Linked DNA regions of Homo sapiens: region 2 is linked to region 1. Evidence: chromatin loops called from intact Hi-C (ENCODE). Cell type or tissue: heart left ventricle. All regions are shown on one strand. Each heading gives the region's core, and the rest is flanking DNA. Links, peaks and the distances in the headings are about the cores only. Region 1 holds the start of LOC124909490 (a long non-coding RNA gene). Region 2 overlaps LINC02008 (long intergenic non-protein coding RNA 2008).

What was found. Hi-C counts contacts between places; a loop is a spot of excess contacts. Peaks named below come from ENCODE experiments on the same cell type or tissue, not always from the same donor. Only the 100,000 strongest peaks of a DNase experiment are listed, where the experiment ranks them.
Region 2: it touches region 1 in a loop (3-fold over the local background); 11 of 110 quality-filtered maps call a loop at or near these places.

Annotation. Positions count from the first base shown.
Region 1 is chr3:81,750,130-81,758,129 of GRCh38, forward strand. The region is part of intron 1 of GBE1 (1,4-alpha-glucan branching enzyme 1); the gene reads right to left. It overlaps LOC124909490 (a long non-coding RNA gene), which reads right to left and starts at 3,695. Exons shown (of 2, transcript XR_007096259.1): 1 at 3,070-3,695; 2 at 37-1,343. In heart left ventricle, for the core only: no CTCF peak of the experiment used is centred there; no DNase peak of the experiment used is centred there.
Region 2 is chr3:82,126,498-82,139,052 of GRCh38, forward strand. All of the region lies in intron 1 of LINC02008 (long intergenic non-protein coding RNA 2008), which reads left to right. Among named protein-coding and RNA genes, the nearest start is that of LINC02008, 150 kb to the left of the region's middle. In heart left ventricle, for the core only: a CTCF peak has its summit at 6,703 (motif pointing left); a DNase peak (open chromatin) is centred at 6,694.

The DNA of each region.
Region 1 (8,000 bases), core at 1-8,000:
GACTCCAAGGTGTAGGCAAAAAGCAAACAGGTAAACAAAAGTGTCAGAGTATTTTAATGCAGAAAGAGAAAAGCTGAGACAAAATAATAATAAAAAGCACAAAAATGACAACCATGAAGACTGATAGTTACACATCTTAAGCTTTAAAAAGAACAGCACGGAAAGGTACAATGTTAAAGCCTCATAAGCTTGTGTGTAGTTACGTAAAAAAATAATTCATGCTTTAAAGACTTAGCATAAATTAATGGACATTTTTAATTTTGTTCTCCTTTTCTTTTTAATCACACAAATTTTCTATTCTCCAAATAACTGAAAACTGACCATTTTTTCATGAGCCCAAGATAAGATGAAAAAATTATTAGTAATTAAGAAACCAATTTCATCTCAAAACATTCATATATATATATACGTATATATATATGTATATATATATGTATATATATATACGTATATATATACGTATATATATATGTGTATATATATATATGTATATATATATACGTATATATATATATGTATATATATATATGTATATATATATATACGTATATATATATATATATATGTATTTTTTTTTTTTTGGCTCTGTCGCCCAGGCTGGAATACAGTGGCGCGATCTTGGCTCACTGCAACCTCCTCCTCCCCGGTCCAAGCGATTCTTCTTCCTCAGCCTCCTAAGTAGCTGGGACTATAGGTGCGTGCCACCACGCCCGGCTAATTTTTGTATTTTTAGTAGAGGCAGGTTTCACCATATTGGCCAGGCTGATCTCAAACTCCTGACCTCGTGATCTGCCCACCTCAGCCTCCAAAAGTGCTGGGATTACAGGCGTCAGCCACTGCGCCTGGCAACATTCTTATATTTTCTAAGAATATTCATGAAATTAAAAAAAGAAGATAGTGGAGCTAGGGCCAAGTAGCTGAAGTGACTGAATCACCTTAAGACAGAGCAGTGAAAAGTCTCTGTATACCCCCGGCCCTCCGCCAAAAAAAAAGAACCCAGAAAAACAAAGATCAGGTCTAGCAAAGTAAAATCCATAACCAGCGGCTGGTAATACTGAGGGGTGTTACTATAGACTCCTCTCAGGAACAGTAGAATGCCTGGATCCTGCACAGAATGATTTGTGCATAGATGTGATTTTAGAGGACTACAGCATGATCTCACTGGGCTTTTCATCTTCTGCCAGATGTAGTTTCCTCTTTGGAGAAAGGAAAAGAGCCCTGGGAAGTTGTGATGGATGAGACAAAAGGATACATTTCAGGAAGATGTGTGTGCCACTGAAAGCCTTGATGATCCAGGCTCACTTTCAGCTAAGGATGACCATGGGACAATTCTGATCAATAACCTGTAAATGGGAAGAACCAGTTGAAGTTTACAAGAAAGCTAACATATGCTTCACTAAAAAAGACATAGTAAGCTAGCACGTGTTCCAGCTAGAAACATGGATGTGGTGCCAAGCTGTGCCCAATCAACCTCTAAGCATAAGAAAGGAGACCATATGCTAAGGATAATATAGCAGAAGATAAAGAAGGATGTATTTAAGCTAAAGCCCAAACCACTGACCTTCGCTTTTCTTCACAAGCCTCTATTTCTATAATTCATTGCTTGTGGGATATTCTGTTAATTGAAAGTGTGCTGGGTTTTCTATGACATGAACCTAAATGCATAACCAATTTTATCATGTTTCTGTACTGGTGTGTATATCTGTATTGTGCAGTTATTCATAATTAAATATAACCTGTGGCTAGGTGTTATTAATGGAAATGAAAACAGATTGATGACACTGAGTATCATGTGATATCACCGGTAAAACAAACAGTTAATTCTTTTTGCTGGGTATTTGGAAAACTTCAACTTTATGCAAGAAATACATTTGTATATTTGGTTTCTGATTATCATATTTTGGGTTGTAGAACTAGTGTATAAACCCAGAGATTGTGTCTCATTAAAATTAATCATTCAATGGATCTACTAAAATACATATGAATATTCTATTCATTTGTTTTATGCATCTTATGGCAAAATCAAACCCATTGAAAATAACTGCAGCCATCAAATATCAAAAAGCAAGAGAGGAAAAAAAAGAGAAGGCAGAATATTGGATTTATAACTTTTTCTAATTAATATGCACATATCATATGTTCAGACTCCACTAGAATAATTATTTCATTTTCAAACTTTTATGCTGCTATTATATATTTTTTCTTCTTCTACATTAGTCTTATTTTCAAAGTTACTCCTGCTATTAGTAAACTCAGTATGACCATTCCTCTAACCATCTACAGTTCAGGAGGAAGAAAATCCCTGCAGCTGTTTGATGCCCAAGAATATGAACACTTAGCAGTCAGATGAAAGAAAAGAAAAAGACAGAAAAGGAAGATCAAGAGAACAGTGATTTTGAATTTCTGCAGGCTAGCATTTACCTCTCTCAATAAAAGGAGCTTTGTGCTCATTATATCCCAGGACTCATCTTGCCTTCAGCTTATAGTAAACTGGCAATTTCTTTATCATTTCCTCTCTAAATTAAGGATCAAAGTTTAAACATATTCCTTTCCTTCTCTATTAGATTATGATTAAAATTACCACCTGCCTCACCTCATTCACACAATCACTCCTACTAACAAAAAAAAAGAAGGAACCCCCTAAAGTAAGGCACAGTTAACTAGCAAAACAAAGAGTTGTGGGGAATTTCTGGTCATGGTATTTATCTGATGATTGATTTCAGAATACAGTGTTAAAGAAGCAAACAGTAAAATCTTCTGAAAGTAATATCCTAGTAAATATTTAACTTGATATATTAGTTTGCTAATAATATTATCATCAAACTATTATTTGTTTACTGAGCATCTTCACATGTATTCTTAGTCCTCAAGACACCCTACAAAGTGGATTCTATCCAACTTTTATGGATGAAGAAATAAGTTCACAGAGGTTGATTAATTTTCCCTAGGACTCAAAGCTATTTAATAGTTATAAGAGCTAAAATTTAATTGTATAATAAATCAATGAATGTAAGATGTATAACATATTTTAAAACTCTACATAATCATGTGTTTAACATAGAGTCTTACCTTTTGTCAAGGTACCGGGTTCCTGTTGCCCTAAACACAAAACACAATGGGGATTCTTCTGGATATTAAACACAAAGGAGCCCTGGATTCAAAACAGTGGTGAACATAAACTGATGAGCTCATATTGCCATAAGAAGAAAATCAGCTCACTTTACAATGAAAGGTACCTGGTAGTAGCAATTTTCTCCAAAGAATACACTTTCATATTTTCCTTTAATACCTATAAATGTATAATCAAAGTTTAATATGTGCTTTCAAATAACAGCAGTATGATATACTTATCAGTCTAAAACTATAGCATATTTCACAGAGACAATATTATCACCTCACTAGCTGACCAAGGCCCAGTTTGATGAGAGCTGAAAGGAATCCTGTAAGTTACAACACACACAGTCATTTCTCAGGAGGTGGTGCAGCAGGTGCCAGAGCCTAAACTAAACCAAGATGCTCCACGAAGTCATTTGAAGGCACTTTGAAAATGAGAAGAGGTCAGAGCCTGTTGACCATCACTGTAGAGAATTCAGGAATGACTGGAGTTAGTAAAGATCTCAGCTGCAAAGGGCAAATGAATCTAGTAGTGCAGAAGAGCAGGTCATGTACATCTTGTCATCTTCAGATTCTTCACTGCCTTCTACAGTCACTGACATCTGACTTCCTTCAGAGCCCACAACTTGGCCAGGCACTGAGAAAAAAGTACCCCATTCCACTGTGATATAAAACTTCTGCGCTGTGGGAACCAATTTTTGGTGTGGTTGGCCAGAGCAATTAGGCAAGAGATACAGCTAAAGGGCATCAAAACTGTAAAGGAAGAAGCCAAATTAGCCTTGTTTGCAGACAACATGATTATATACCTACAAAAACATAAAGACTCCACCCAAAAGCTGTTAGAAGTGGTAAACAAATTCAGTGAAGTTGCAGAATACAAAATCGAAATATAAAAATCTGTATGATTTATATATGCCAACAGAGAACCATCTGAAAGATAAATCCAGAAAGCAATCCCATTTACAATACCTACAACGAATACAAAATACCTAGGAATCAATATAACCAAAGAAGTGAAAGATCTATACAAGGAAAACAATAAAACTCTGATGAAAGAAATACAAGAGGACACCAAAAAATGGGAAGGTATTCCATGTTTACGGATTAGAAGGATTAATATTGTTAAAATGACAATACTAGCCAAGCAATTACAGACTCAATGCAATCCCTATCAAAACGCTGATTATCATATTCTTCACAGAAATATAAAAATAAATCCTAAAGTTTAAATGAAACCACAAAAGACCCCAAATAGCCAAATAAATCTTAGCAAAAAAAAAAAAAGGAAGAAAGAAAAAAGCTGGAGGCATCATACTACCTGGCTTTAAAATGTATTACAAAGCTATAGAAACCAAAACAGCATGGTACTGGCATAAAAACAGACACATAGACTAATGGAACAGAATGGAGAACTCAGATCTAAATACACACATTTGCCACCAACTCATCTTCAACAAAGGTGCCAAGAACTTAAAATGGGGAAAGGACAGTCTATTCAATAAATGGTGCTGGGAAAACTGGATAACTATATGATGAAGAATGAAACTAGACCCCTAATATCTCATCATACACAAAAATCAAATCAAATGGATTAAAAACTTTAGTCTAAGACCTGAAACTATGAAAATTGTAGCAGAAAACACTGGGAAAATGCTCCAGGGCACTGGTCTCTCACATAAAGATTTCTTGTGTAAGACCTTAACATAGGCTATCAAAGCAAAAATAGACATCAGAGTATAAATCAAGCTAAAAAGCTTCTGCACAGCAAAGGAAACAATCAACAAAGTAAACAGACAACCCATAGAATAGGAGAAAATATCTGCAAACTATCAGATAAGAGATTAATAACCATAATGTACAAAGAACTCAAATAATCAGATAGCAAAAAAATCTGACTTTAAAATGGGCGAAAGATCTGAACAGACATTTCTCAAAAGAAAACATATAAATGGCCGACAGGTGTATGAAAAAAATGCTCAATATCACTAATCATCACAGAAATGCAAATCAAAACCACAATGCAATATCATCTCACTACAGTTAAAATAGCTTGTATCAAAAACATGGGCAGTAACAGATGCTGGTTAGGATGTGCAGAAAGGGAACACTCATACACTGTTGGTGGGAATGTAAATTACCATAGCCACTTGGAAAAAAAAACAGTATAGAAGTTCCTCAAATAAGTTAATATATGACTATGATATAATCCACCAATGCTACTACTGGGTATATATCCAAAAGAAATAAAATCAGTATGTTGAAAAGATATCTGCACTCCCATGTTTATTGCAGCCCTATTCACAATAGCTAAAATATGGAATTAACCTAAGTGCTTATCAACGGATGAATGGATAAAGAAACTACAGTATATATACACAATGGAATATTATTCAACCATAAAAATTAATGAAATCCTATCATTGCAGCAACATGGATGGAACTGGAGACCATTATGTTAAGTGAGATAAGCCAAGTACAGAAAGGCAAATATCACATGCTCTCACTCATATGCAGAAGCTAAAAAAGTGTTTCTCAGGAAGACAGAAAGTAGATTGGAGGTTACCAGAGGCTGGGAAGGACAGTGGGGAAGGAAGATAAAGGAGGAAAATATATATAAATTTATTTATTACCACTGAACTGTGGTTAAAAATGGTAAAAATGGTGAATTATATATGTACATTTTACCTCAATACAATTTTTTTTTAATTTCTTGGAGTGGTTGCTAACGTACCAAATCCAAATTACTTTCTAATTTTAATAGATACCAATGTGAAAATTATTTTATTTCTAACCAAGTAGAGCTCTTCACTGTAATTGTAATACTTAACATATAATATTTATCATAAAACCCCTTCTCCCATTCTTGGACACACAGCTACAACTTGACATCAGATTCTCTCAAACTGACTATTCCTTCAGAGATCAAACTTTTAGTCTCTGATGAGTATGAAAGTATCTAATTAAGAAGCTATTTTCTTGATTTATTCTGGTCATCTTTAGCTCTTTAATTGAGCATATATTCCCCTTACCCAGATTGTCACATGAAACCTCTAGTAACTACTCCTGTTCCCTGTTCATCTACCCTAGTAATCCAGACATTTTTAGCTCCAGGTGAATTGACCATAGACTCACTGGTATGGCACAAAGGAAAAATGAAGTCAGAAGATATTCACTCAGCCACTGGCTCATTCAAGTATTACACTAAGTATTTACTGTGAGGCAGGTCCAGTTCTACAGACTGAGGAATACAACAGTGAATAAATAATATAGACATAGTACCCACTTATGAGAGCAAACAATCTAGTGGGGGATACAAAGAGTAGAAAGACAACTGTATTACAGTGGATGAGCATGCATAGGATAGTGGTCCAAGGTGGCAGAAAAGAAGAGGGACCCCTCAACCAGCCCAGAAGAAGCTTTGAGACAGGGCGAAGTCAGAGAAGGCATATAATATATCTCTAAGCTGTGTCCCAAAACATGTATAGGAACTATCCTAAGGTAGAAGCAAAGAATGCTTAGGCAGAAGCAATAGCATGTACAAAAGCACAGCTTCACTGAGGGCTAAACCAAAACATGTGGCATCCAAGACAGGATAATATGATGTCACACTTTCCAGCTGATACTCAAACATTTGTTAAATGTTTCTCTTTCATGGGGTAGAGAAATTGTTTTATATTAAGAAAATATTAAATACAGGAAAAGATTCACTTATTTAACCCACTCCTACTAAGCTAAATCTGTCACTCTTCTGATAAAGATTAGAAAATTTTTCTAATTCTTCATCTTTCTTATCTTTTATTCAGTGATTTTTCCAGATGCCCCAATTTCTTGTGTGTGGACAAAATAAGAAATGAAAATCTTCAATATTCAAGAAAAAAGGAATGCATGTGGGAAATGGATATCATGTTTCTAATTTATTTTACTGGTATTCTGGTACCTTTACAGAATGGTCCCCAGAGATCCAAGCTGCCCTCTCCCTTTATGGCCCTCTGGTTAGATGGTACCGAGAGGGAGGCTGAAAAGGTCAACAGGGACCAGATAATGCAGAATCTTCTAAGTTATGGGAAGGAGGCTGTACAGAACTCAAGAGAAATGAGGAATGGTTGAAAGGGTTTAAGCAGAGGAGTACCATGATCAGATTTGTTTATTTCAAAATCCATTCTACTTACTCTGTTTGGAATGAAGAGGAGTGGAGAAGTTAGAATGGAGTGAAGATTTGAAAAAAGAACAACAGCTATGAGGTTGTTTCTGTAAACCATACTAGAGATGCTAGCAACCTGAACTAGGATGGCAGCAGTAGGAAGGCAGCATGCTACATACTTAAAAGTTAGGGGCTACAATTGACTAGACTCAAAGGTCTAGGAGGAGACGGGAGTAATTAGAAATCACTCGTTACCTTTTAGGTTTGAGCAGCTGGTAGAGGAAGATTCCAGACACTGCGATTGGGTTGACAGGGACAAACATGTTTGGAATGAAAATCTGTTAAGTTCAGTTTTATACATGTTGAGATTTGTATTTATAAAACATCAAAATGAAGATATAAATAAGTCCAAGATAAGGAGAAAGATCTAGAGTGGAGACAGATGTGGGCAGCCTCAGTAGATAGATGGAATCCATGGGATGGATGAGAATGTCTAGGGAGAAAATATACAATAGAAATACATAAATGATCCCAGGGAAGAACCTTGAAAATCTCTTACATTAAATGGTCAAAAAGAGGCTGAGAAAATGAAAGAAAAGCAAGATTATGGCTTCAAAGAGCCAAGAAATAGTCCAACATGTACAATGCTAGAGATAAAGAAAAGAGGGATCCCTAAATTATCATGAAGTTGTCTGTGAACTGGTTGAGAACAGTTTCAGTAAAGAAAGATTAATCACAGTTGCAG
Region 2 (12,555 bases), core at 2,769-10,768, 380 kb after region 1:
ATGGGGAATTTGTTATGAATAGCTGATGGAGGAAGAAAAAGGCTAAGCTTAAGTTATAGATGGATTGGCTTAGTATGCCAGACAGACATAAATGTACTGTGCTACAGATCAACACATGGGGTGGGCCTGAAGAGAGAGGTGAGGAGAAATCTTCCCAATGGGTATAACTTTGAGGAGTACATATGTGGGAGAAAAGTGGCCTGAGGTTAGAATATATATGGGCTCACGAACAGTGATGGATGAGTCAGACAATTAATCAGGAGTTTGGAAGGAGAATGATTTTAGGATTGGAAAAAATATTTTTGAGGACAAGGTATATAGATGGACATATAGGAGTGGGCACGAAGTGCAAAACAACAAACAAAGCAAAATGTGTAATGCGTGATAATTCTCCCCATGGATGATCCATCACATAAGAAGCACTAAGCAATCAAGAATACAAGCTGGTTGGGATCATCCAGGCTCTGTCATCAGTCACCCAGTTTTGGTAAAATGGAACCATAAATGGAATAACCATGGGTGGCAGATATATTGTTCATGAATGGGATCAATAGGATGGGTTCCTATTCAGTAACTGATCTAGTTACTGCTGCTCCCAAATGTACAAGCTGACAGCAACAGTGCACAATGCAGAGACCTTTCCTCAAGGGGCCCAGCAAGCTATTTGGTGGGAAAGTGATTCCATCAAATCCTTAATATGCTAGAAAGGGGAGCAATTTATCTTGACTTCTGTTGACACATACTCCATATTTGTGGATTTATGTTGTCTACAGGACCATATTCACCCCCACTATTCAAGGGCTTATAGATTATTTGTTTCACCAACAGAGAATTCTCTATAACATTGTTTTGAATCAAGGGACACACTTTATGGCACACAGAGTGTGACTGTTGACATATATCTACTTGGTCATTGGTCTTATAAACTGTACCACGCAAACTTTTGCAGCCTGGCTGCTTATTCAAAAAGGATTCATGCATCTCAGAATCAAGGAATGGTATCATTTAACCTTATCCCAATAACCCAGTTGAGGAATTTGTGTTTCTCATCCCCACAACTTTTGACTTTGTGGGTCTAGAGGTCCAGATTCTCAATGGGAGAATCCTTCCACTAGGCTGTGCGGCAAGTGTCCCATTATACTTTAAGCTGTGGCTGCTGCCTGCTGGTTTTGGAGTTCTTTTACCAAGAGACTAGCAAGCGTGAAAAGAGATACTCCCCTGGTAGGGAAGTTGATGTACATCACCAAGGAGACGTAAAGTTGGTGGCTATACAATGGGTGCAGTAGAGATGGATGTATTTCAGATCCAGGAGATACAGTAGTTAATCTCTTGGTAATCTCTTGTCCAATTGTGAGAACAAATGGACAACTGCGTCAGCCACTGTCTGAGCAAGCAAAGGACTAGAGACTTTTTCACCTCAGGGATGAGGGGCTAGGTCACTAAGTAAGCCACTCTTTTTTTTTGAGACAAAGTCTCGCTTTGTTGCCAGGCTGGAGTGCAGTGGTGCGATCTCAGCTCACTGCAACCTCAGACTCCCAGGTTCAAGCGATTCTCTTGCCTCAGTCTCCTGAGTAGCTGGGATTACAGGCTCATGCCACCACGCCTGGCTATTTTTTTTTTTTTTTTTTTTTTTTTACTTTTAGTAGAGACGGGGTTTTGCAACGTTGGCCAGGCTGGGCTCAAACTCCTGTCCTCCGGTGATCTGCCTGCCTTGGCCTCCCAAAGTGCTGGGATTACAGGCGTGAAGTAAGCCATTTTTGTCAGCAGAAATGAATCTGGAATGAGTAGTAAAGGAGGAAAATAATATCAGCTGCGGCCTCCTGACTAGCTATAGCAGCAGAAGCTGTTTTGTTAGAAAAAGAAACAAGCTTGAAACCTGGAGGAGCTGTTCTCGGATGAAGTGAATTTATTACCTTAAGTAAGTAGATCCAAATGGCACAAAGAGTGGACAGTAGTGAACCCTGTGTTGCGTTGCCAAATTCTTCTTTAGGACTGAAACTTTTATTACCCCAGCTGCCAGGAAGCTTGGCTGCTGAAGACCCACAGATGAATCTTTCCCCAAAACGTGCCCTCAGTTTGAGTCCACTGATTGGTTGATGTGGCAGTAAAGAGCCTAGTGTCCTTGCTTTAACTGGGGACAACTCTGAAGGGGCACCAAAGCTCCCTAGCACCCCATTGGATTGGCTGAGTGTTTGCTGCAACTGCCACTGCTTCCTATGCCCAACCTGAGTCCCCTCAAACACTGACAGATGTTGTTCTGGGAGCACCCCCCAATACACTTCCTGCATGCAGATCTCAGATGCTCAGTCTATTGTCTGGAGAAGCTGACCTAGACAGGATTCCTTCAAATCACCAGGATTCATTTAATGTAAATAACTTTAAAGGAGTTTTGCACCAAAATTTTAAAAAGTAAATCTGTTGCATAAACATATTTTTCTCCTTGTTCATTTTCTTATTTTAGTTGCTTCTTCATTACTTTTAATTTGTGTTTCTCTTTATTTTGCTTTTTCCAACTTCAGTTAATATCATGGAAAAAATAAAGGTTAGGAAGATTGGTTTTTTTCTTGGCCTTACTACTAACCAATCCTCTGAACTTGGATGAATTAAGTTTTTCTGGGTAAGAGTTGATTCATTTGTTAATTGAGGGGATTATACCAGGCGATTGATCTTGAAAACATCTTGCAACTGTGAAAGTTAAATATTTTCCTTTCATCAAGCTTTCGTATTTGAAATCACATTGCAATTTGGGTTATAGAATTGCTGAAAGTGAGGGAAAACTAATGAAGAAATGTTTAAATCTTATAGGATAAGGTCCTAGTCATCCTAAAAATAGGTGCAAGTTTCATGAACATGGTTTGATAATGCTGAGATGATGCTAATGAGACAAAGAGAAGCTTCCCCATGGCAGATGACTTGCAACAAACAGACCATGTAACACCGATGCAAATAATTCATTACATTCTTCAAGCATCTGCAGGATTTGTGACTTAAGAATTTGTAGACATGATTGAATTCATGATTCCTTCATTCAGCAATTATTCATTGAGTGCCTATTTTGTGCCCAGACTATACTAGGCCCTGGGGATACAGAGATTAATAAGATAAGATCCCAGTTCTTGAACAGCTCAGTCTAGTGGGAAAAGCAGGCATATACACAAATATTACAGTGCATAAGATCTGCTATAATAGAGGATAAGCAGAATGTTGCTGATGGATTTTGTAATGATCTTATGCGGACAGGATGCTTTTCTTCTATAAGGATTTACTGTCAATCAGTTTGAGTGTGTCTGCATTTTAATAAAGGCGATCTGATCACTCTACCCTAAGTCAGCAAGGCACCCCCTTGAAACCAACAATTGTCGTTATTCACATCAGCTCTGCAGTTCTACTGGGACATCATAAGCCCCTTCTTTTTATAGCAGACCTTCTCCAGCTTCTATTTTAACTTAAATATCACACAAACAATTCTTTCTGAGGAAAAGCAGGGGAAAGATGACTAATTGAAAATAGCATTTCTTAGACTAGAATTATGATTCCAGGCTGGGTACCTCCCAAGCAGCTCAAAGTGACGAAGGGAAAGGTTGCTGAAGTAAAAGGAAAGACAGAACTATGGAAAAAGAAAGACTATAAAGAAAATGAGGGATTATTTTACGGCTAGAGATAAGTAATGTGTCGTATAAGTTGTCAGTTTACACAACACCCTGCATTTTCTCCTTCCTCTTTTTAAACCAGTGCACAATGTTGTGCTCACTGATAGCTAAAAAGCAGAAGCTGCCTGAAGTCAATAGTTTTTTTCTACCATTTCCTAAATTCTGACCTCACTGGTGAGCTCATGCTAGTGACTTGAACTGGTGGTAGTTGATAGGTCTGTATCCCTGTAAAAAAGGAGCTTCTGGCAAACTGAGGAGTGACTTTGAGAAGGAGGGAAGGGAGCTCATCCTAGACCGTAGGGTAATAGAGGTCTGTGTGTCTTAGAGTAGCAAAAAACCATGATATGTCTTTTGAACTGGGACAATTTTATGAGTTAAACCTGATACAAAAACATAATTAAAATTAATTCATGGTTTGAAACATTTATTAATGGAGTAACCAACTGGCTTTGTAATATTGTTTGGCCCCTCAAATAGTGTCATTCAGTAATTTTTTTCATATCTAAAAATCTTTCTAAAAATTAAAAATAATATATATCATGTATATTAAAGTCAACTTAAAATATTCTTATATTGATTGTCTTCATATAAAAAATTAAAGTATGCAGAATAGTTGTTCTTGTTATATACTCATACACTTAAATCCATTTCTATCTCTAATCCTGAGTAACTGGCATTTTTCTGAAAATACATTTTAACTGACTTATTATTAATTCCTTATAAGATCTCCTGTAGTCATAAATTCAAGTGACCTTTCTATGTACTGTAATTCATTCAACTGAAGAAATACTCTTTCTACAGGTACTGAAGTACATGCAAGTTTAGAGAGAGTTCTGCTAAATGGAGGCTATTACCAATTCTAATTCTTTCCATTTTGGAATTTATAATTTTTCAGAACAAATATTTTCACAGGCTGTCTTTCTGCCTCCATTCAAAAGCCTTTTCTTTCAAAGTATATTTTTTAAAGATAGGATGTGTCATATTAAGTTTCCACTGTTTGTAATTCATCTAAATGTTTTGTTAAATTCACATCTATAATATCTTAGGCAATCTGAATTTTATTCCACTTTTTTCAGCATGTAAATTTTCAAATTAAAAAATAGCAACTCCATCAAAAAATCATTTTCATGAATTGGTATATCACAAATCACAAAACAAAATTTTAAAAATTAAATTGTTTTCACTATTTGTATTCTCTTAATGTGTTCAGTTCCTCCTTTGCTTTTGTGGAATACATTTTAATGGCTTTCTCCTTGTAAGCTTTTGTTCAATCATTACAGTTTGCTAAAAGCTTCAAAACTGGAGATTATTGGTGATCCACTTATTGAATAATTGGAGAAAGTTTCACCAGTTGACCCTGAAGAAAACACAACTAAAATTTAGAAGTCCCAATGATGTGGTTTAGATTTATGTCCCTGCCCAAATCTTATTTCAAGTTGTAATACCTAATGTTGGATGAGGGGCCTGGTGGGAGGTGACTGGATCATGGGGGCAGATTCCCCCTTCCTGGTCTCGTGATAGTGAGTTCTCATGAAATGTGGTTGTTTAAAAATGTGTGGCACCTCCTGCCACCTCTTTTCCTCTGGCTCAGGACATGTAAGATGTGCCTGCTTCCCCTTTGCCTTCTGCCATAATTGTGACTTTCTTGAGGTTCCCCCAGCCGTGCTTACTGTACATTCTGTGGAACTGTCAGCTAATTAAACCTCTAATCTTTATAAGTTAACCACTTTCAGGTATTTCTTTATAGCAGTGTGGGAATGGACTAAAACACTCACTTTATAAAAACATTTAATGCCATTGCAAGAAAACTAGAATGAATTACAAAGTGGTTGTTCAAATGTTCAAACATTCTAAAATGATTGATGCTAGACAGCAGAGAGAGAACCTTCGACACCTTCTAAGTTCATTTCCACATCCTGAGTTCCTTTGTTTAGCCAGATTTTTTTGTCCTTAATAAATTATGCTCTCCCCAAATTTGAATTCGCATAATTACAAAACCAGTAAGTGAATCTCTAATTTTGCACTTTTTAAAGGAATTTATAATAACATTAAAACAATGCAGTATTTTAATCTTTAACTGAATAAACTTCCAAAGTTCCCCAACAGCTCCCCACTCCTTCATGTTAGAATCTGTGACTTATAGTTAATGCCAAGAGAAAAAGGAAGAACTTCTCAGTTCTAGTCTACGATAGTCACTTCTGGTATCCTTAGAATCCAGCTATGCATGGCTCTGCCTACATGCCTTGTGTGTGTGAATCCCAGAACACAGCTAGAGACAGCTAGTGGTGCACTGGAGTCAGCGCCTACCAGCTTGTTAGGAATGATTGTGAGCATCTCTTTCCAATTCCACATTCAGTGACTTTAATTTGGTAGCTTGAAATTGTTCATGGTAGAAATATTTACACCCAGAAATTAACAAATGCTACAAGTCGTATTTCCCAACCTCACTCCTCTACCCTGAGAGCTGGTTGTTAAACATTTACCAGCACTCTACTGTAGGAAGCACACAGCCTTCCTGGGCACAGCATGCAGCTATTCCTTTCTGAGGATTCCCATTTGAAAATGGCTCTGCAGTAGAGTGGCTCATGGTCAGAGCAAACCACAAATCCAGGTTTGGTTAGGACAATCTTGTGCTAGTGTCCTGTTCTGTTTAGCATTTGAACCTGAAATATACACTTTTGTAATAATGGATGGAATACAAGTAATACAATTAATGGTTGCATTAAAATGAATCAGGATGGGTTTGGTGGAACTCCACTGTCTACTTCCAGCTTCTGCCATGATTTTGCCTACTAGTATGTAAAATATATGCTGAGATCAGGATTTTCTCTTAACATATGGGGAAATAAAAAAGATGACCTTACAACACCCAATTCTATTTTTCTGACCCCTCTCATACACAACATAATTTTTATTTCTCTTTGAACTACAGTATGTTAAGTGCTTGCCCATGATAAAATGAAATGTACTCACACGTGAGCAGGTTTAGGTTCAGCCAACTTCATCTGGTTTGGATGGTGGGAAAAGTTCCACACTGCGGCCCCTGCTGGACACTTAGTGTAATAGAGTCCCATGTTACCAAGGAGCAATTCAGAATGCAGTCAGTGCCACTGTATCTTATTTCTTAGAAATTATCCCAGTAAAAAAAAAAATATTTTGCAGCTTCACTAAAATGGAGTTTTTCAAAGGGCTAAAACTCAGCTTTTAAGCGATTGGGAGCCAGCAGTGTTTGCCACCATAATTAAGTGTTACGTGCATAATTTACAATTGTTCTATTTTATAGCCAAATATTTTTATATCCTACTAGGTTTTGGAGGATGAACTCAAAATAATATTTTCATCAAGTACACACTAGTCACTACGACCCTAACTTCAGCAAAATAGATAGTAAGTGATTAAAATTTATGTAGACTATCTAAAGAATAAAAAGGTATTTAAAAATAAAGTATAACACAAAGGTACGTTGGTTTACTATAACTGTTGTAACAAATTACCACAAATTTAGTGGCTTAAAACATAGATGTATTCTTTTACAGTTTTATAGGTTGGAAGATCTGACATGGGCTAAAATCAAGGTGTCAATGGGGCTGTGTTACTTCCCAGAGACTCTAGGAGAAAAATAATTCTCTTGCCTTTTCCAGCTTCTAGAGACTTCTTGCATTTCTTGGCTCATGGTTCCCTTCCTCCAGCTTCAAAGCTAGCAAGGTTGCATCTCTCTGGCCATTCTTTCATAGTTACATCTCCCTCTTTCTGACCACACCTTAAAAAGATAATCTAATTTTAAGGACTCATTTTAAGGACACACCTGAGTAATCCAGGACAATCTCGTCATGCCATGGTCCTTATTAATCACATCTGTGAAAATGCCCTGTAAGATAACACAGTCACATGTTCCTGTGATGAGGCTGTGAATGTCTTTGAGGGGGCTATCATTCTGTCTACCACACAAGCAATATGTTCTCAGCAAAGAATATGTAAAGTCCCCAAAAAAGGCTGCAGACTTCAATCTTCTGTCACTGCTCTGAAAAGATTGACAAAAAATTACCTAAATTTGGAATAACTTTTAGAGCAATAAGTCAAAAATGTGGGTGTCAGTGTTGATTTGTTTTTTTAAATTTTCCTGCATGTATCAGCTACCACCTTCCCATATAATATCAAGATGAGATACTAGCCACACACAAGACCAAATACTGGATAATTTCTTCATTACTGTAATTCCTTGAAATGTTTGTTCATGATGGCCAGATATCTATTGTTTGGTTAGGAATTAATTCTGTAATTATTTTAAAAAAAGAGTTTGCTGTCCAAGGCGACACATGTGGCTCAGGTGCATTTCAAGAGCTCTGCTGTTAGTTTCTCTAATGAGAGCCAGGGTTCTGGATGCACATGCATTTTTTTTTTTTCCTAAAGGCTTCATGCCCACTTAATTAAATGAAAGAAATAATCACAGAATGGAGCTCCTTTCCATCTTGGCCAAATACTGTGTAAATTTTAATTCAAAGTTTACTTCAAAGATAAATACAAAGAGAGACATATATGTCATACAATTTCATTTTAAATTTCAATAATAAACTTTGGTCAAATTTAAAGTCAAATAGATATGATTGACCATTTACATACAAATACATATTTCTGTTCAGTATTCATACATAAATAAACATAAATATCCACAAATTAAGGCATATGCAATTTTAGAAAAAAGTTTCTCAAGGGCAAAACTTCTTAAAATTGTCTTATATAATCAGTAAGAAAGCAAAGAATATTTTAAAAATAGAAGTTAATCAACACAACTGAACATAAGGGAATAATCTCTGATATGGATGGGAGAAATGTTGAAAATTGAGTGAATTCATGAAGGGAAATCTATCTATAAAAGCATGAGATACAATCTATCTATAAATACATAAATAAATTTATAAATCTATAAATGCTTTTATACAATCTATAAAAGCATGAGATAAATTCAGTTGAATATACTAATCAATTTTACTCTCTGAAGACGTAATTCTGCTATCACCGTCTTGAAATATCTACAACAAAAGGCTTTTGAAATTATAAACTTCCAATAAAAATAAAAGATGTATAAAAATGGACATTTAAAATTAAAATTTAATATGTATTTTTGTTACTTATAAATATTTTTTATTTTGAAAATTCTTCATTCTCATCTTAGTTTTTGAGGGCTGCTGTAACAAATTACTACAAACTGGGTTGCTTAAAACAACAGAAATCCATTCTTCCACAATTCTGGGTGCTAAAAGTCAGAAATCAAGGTGTAGGCAGAGCCATGCTCACTTTGGAACTTCTGTGGAAGAATGCTTCCTTGCGTCTTCTATCTTCTGGTAGCCTAGATTTTCCTTGGCTTGTGGCCCCATAACTCCAGTCTCTTCCTATCTCCACATGGTCACACTCTCTCTGTCTCTGTTTCCTTTTATAGGGATACTTTATATTGATTAAAGGGTTAACCCTACTACAGTGGGACATCATCTTAACTAATTACATCTGCAATGATGGTATTTCCAATTAAGGTCACATTCTAAGGTGCTGGAATTTACCAACATATCTTTTTTAGAGGGATACAATTCAACCCCATAAATATCCCATTCTATAAAAATACTGGTTCTCTTACAAGGCTAAAGGAAATGAAACTGGTGTGGACATTTCTATCTCATTTTTTTAGTAGAACAAGAATTAATCTAAATGGCTATGTGTTCATACTGGCTCAATAATTCAGTTTTTTCCTAATTACATTAAAATTATTTGGATATGGTGTCAGGGAACTGATAAAACTGAATATATTTTATAGTTTGTGTTAAGATTAACATACACTGTTTAGTCAATAATGGAATGAAGATATTGACAATATGGGCTAGATTCTAGACTTTACTTTCTGTTCTCAAGTCCCAATTCTGAATAAGCAACTATCATCTCTCTTAGTGTACTTGCATAAGAAATTAAAGTAATAGGGTTGGGTGTGGTGGCTCATGGCTATAATCCTAGCACTTTGGGAGGCTGAGGCAGGAAGATTGCTTGAGGCCAGGAGTTCAAGGCCAACCTGGTCAACATAGAGAGACCCTGTCTCTATTGACAACAAAAGAAGAAGAAATTAAATAGGCAGGTTTTTAGTGCTGTCTAATCTGCTTCACAAACCTGATGATACACTAAATTTTATGAAAATTACATGTGTGCATGTGGTTGTCTCACATATTTTATGGAACAAGGCAGATAGAGTATGAGTGAGTAAATAAAATGCATGTGCATGTTGAAAAGTCGTCTTTCTTAATTTAAGCAATGCATAAGGTATGATAGATTTCTGTTAGAGAAAACTAGACCAATATGTGACTATTCAAATTGGCCAAGATTCTGTTTTTGTTTTTTTTTTTTTTTGAAATTCACACCTACAGCAATACAGCTGAATTAAGAACTTGTCTATGCAGAAATATTCTCAGTAGTCACCAACCAAAGTTTATAGAGAGTTTCAGCGAGAAAAAACCCACTTATTTTTCTTATCTCATCCAGGGAATTTTATATTATGGTGGAAAAAATTGATTTGTAGGTTTATTTTATTTTTTTTAATGAGATGGCTCTGTCACCCAGCCTGGAGTATAGTGGCACAATCATAGCTCATTGCAGCCTGGAACCCTGGGCTCAAGGGATCCTTCCGCCTCAGCCTCCTGAGTCTCCGGGATTACAGGTGTGTGCCACTGCACTGGCTAATTTTTACAAATTTTGTGTAGAGATGGAGTCTCATCATGTTGTCCAGGCTGGTCTTAAACTCCTGGCTTCAAGACATCCTCCCTTCTTGGCCTCCCAAAGTACTGGGATCGTGTGAGCCACTGCACCTGGTGTCATCATTTAAATTTTATAGTTTTCTACTAATTTATAAAATATGTTTTTCTTTAAGCTGCTACAAATAAATACATTAAATAAGTAAATAGGCTCCCTAACTCATTATTAAATGAGTTAGGCTTCCTAACCTATTATTAAACAAATAATAGGCCCAGTATTGTTCCCAGGATTATATGACAAGATAGGAACCCTAGCACCCAGTCTCCTTAGGCACACTATGCAACTATGTTTTTCTGAGGTATTGCCGCTTACCAAGGGTGCTGTGATAGTGTGGTACGTGGTCAGAATGAAACATACCTTCTGGTTTGCCTGGTACAATCCAGTGAACACCTGTTATGTTCACTTCTGCAGCATTTGTCCTGAATTGCTTATTTTGTAATGAGGTATGAATTACAAATAAACACATGAAAATAAACCAGAATAGGTTCGGTAGACTTTGATGTTATAATTCCACCTTCTGCCAAAGTCTTGTAATCTAGGGCATGAAGCTCATAAATAGCAGTTAAAGTTCTCTTTTAACATGGGACTAAATTAAAAAAAAAAAAGAGATAACCAGCAATAACTCATTACTGTTTCCTGATTCCTCCCAGATACAATGCATAGTCTTTTTCAAGGAGAATATGCCAGTGTTTTGGCTGATGCCAAAATAAAATGCACTTAGACATGGTGAGCTTAGGTCAGTTAACTCCTTTGACAATGGATGGTGGTAGGAAAAGAATTCCACACTACTGCTGTAGTGATGAATAGTTTTAGATTTTTTTTTTTCTCATCAGAGTATCAGGATGTCACATAGAAACTCATGGGCATACTAAATCAACTTTGCATTTCCATTGCAGCAAGAAAATATTTTGAAAACCAGGGCTTTGTTTTTTCCATTAACAGAAAAGGGATACTTTTTAAGGTAAAAACTCACAGTATGACCCACTTGGTTATGTCTAATTTTGTCAGTGAGTTTCAATCATCTAACAAAAAACGAAGAAACAAAAGGACCATATAAAATGGCATACAATGACATATCAGCAGAATTTGAAACAATCAGACAGCATGAGGGATCCCCAAGGGAGAAGAAAGCTATTTGGCTGCTTGACTAATTATATGCACTAATAGATTTCCATTGGGCCCTCTGGTTTTTAAGAGTTCATTTAATTGCTGGATCAAATTAGATGTATTTCCAGGCTCTTCTCACGGCCAGGGCATATATGCAGAAATAGAGCAAAATCAGGATTCAGGAAACCTGAATTCAGACTCTTCCATTTTCCAGTATCCTTTGAATATTCTGAGTCTCACTTTCATGATCAATAAAATGGAGATAGTAAAAATTTAACCCCCAAAACTATTTAAGGACAACTCTAAGAAAGATAATTGTTATATGTAAATAATTATACAAATACAAATATTACTATTAATCTCAATTGACTTGAACTGTCCAGCAATTCTTCACGGCAATAACATCCCATTTAATTTACTTCCTTAACATGTAAATACTTTTCTTTCCCTTACAGATCACAAAAAAAAATGTTTGTTTTCCTTTAAAAATACAAACAAATTTTCTTACTATTTTTTTAACCTAGTGCATAAAAAAGTTTTGTTTCATAGATAATGCTTAATAAATATAATCAGATTTGCTGCGTGGGAATTCTGAGTCAGTAAACATCGTGTGTTTAACTTCTACAAGCAAACTTATTGAAGAATCACCACTAATAAAACTTGATCACTAACCTCATTTGGGTCCCATTATCTGAATCACCCCAGCTTTAGCTGTGATGTGAATAAATGTCATTTGATTGTGTGTGATTTTTATATAAAGACGTTAACATGCATTTAATTGCATTTTTCTGTTTCTCCTCTAGTAAAGAAATTTTTTTGAGGCAGGACTATGACTTGTCGTTTCTTTTGATGTGATTATCCCTTAAATCTCAATATATTTTGAAAGATTGATAATCAGAAGAAATTCATATGAGAGATCTCTTTGCAATTAGTATGCAATGATTGGATAACTTGCCTCATATTGAAATGGGATATAGTTCCCTTGACCCCTTCAGGGACTTGCAAAAGG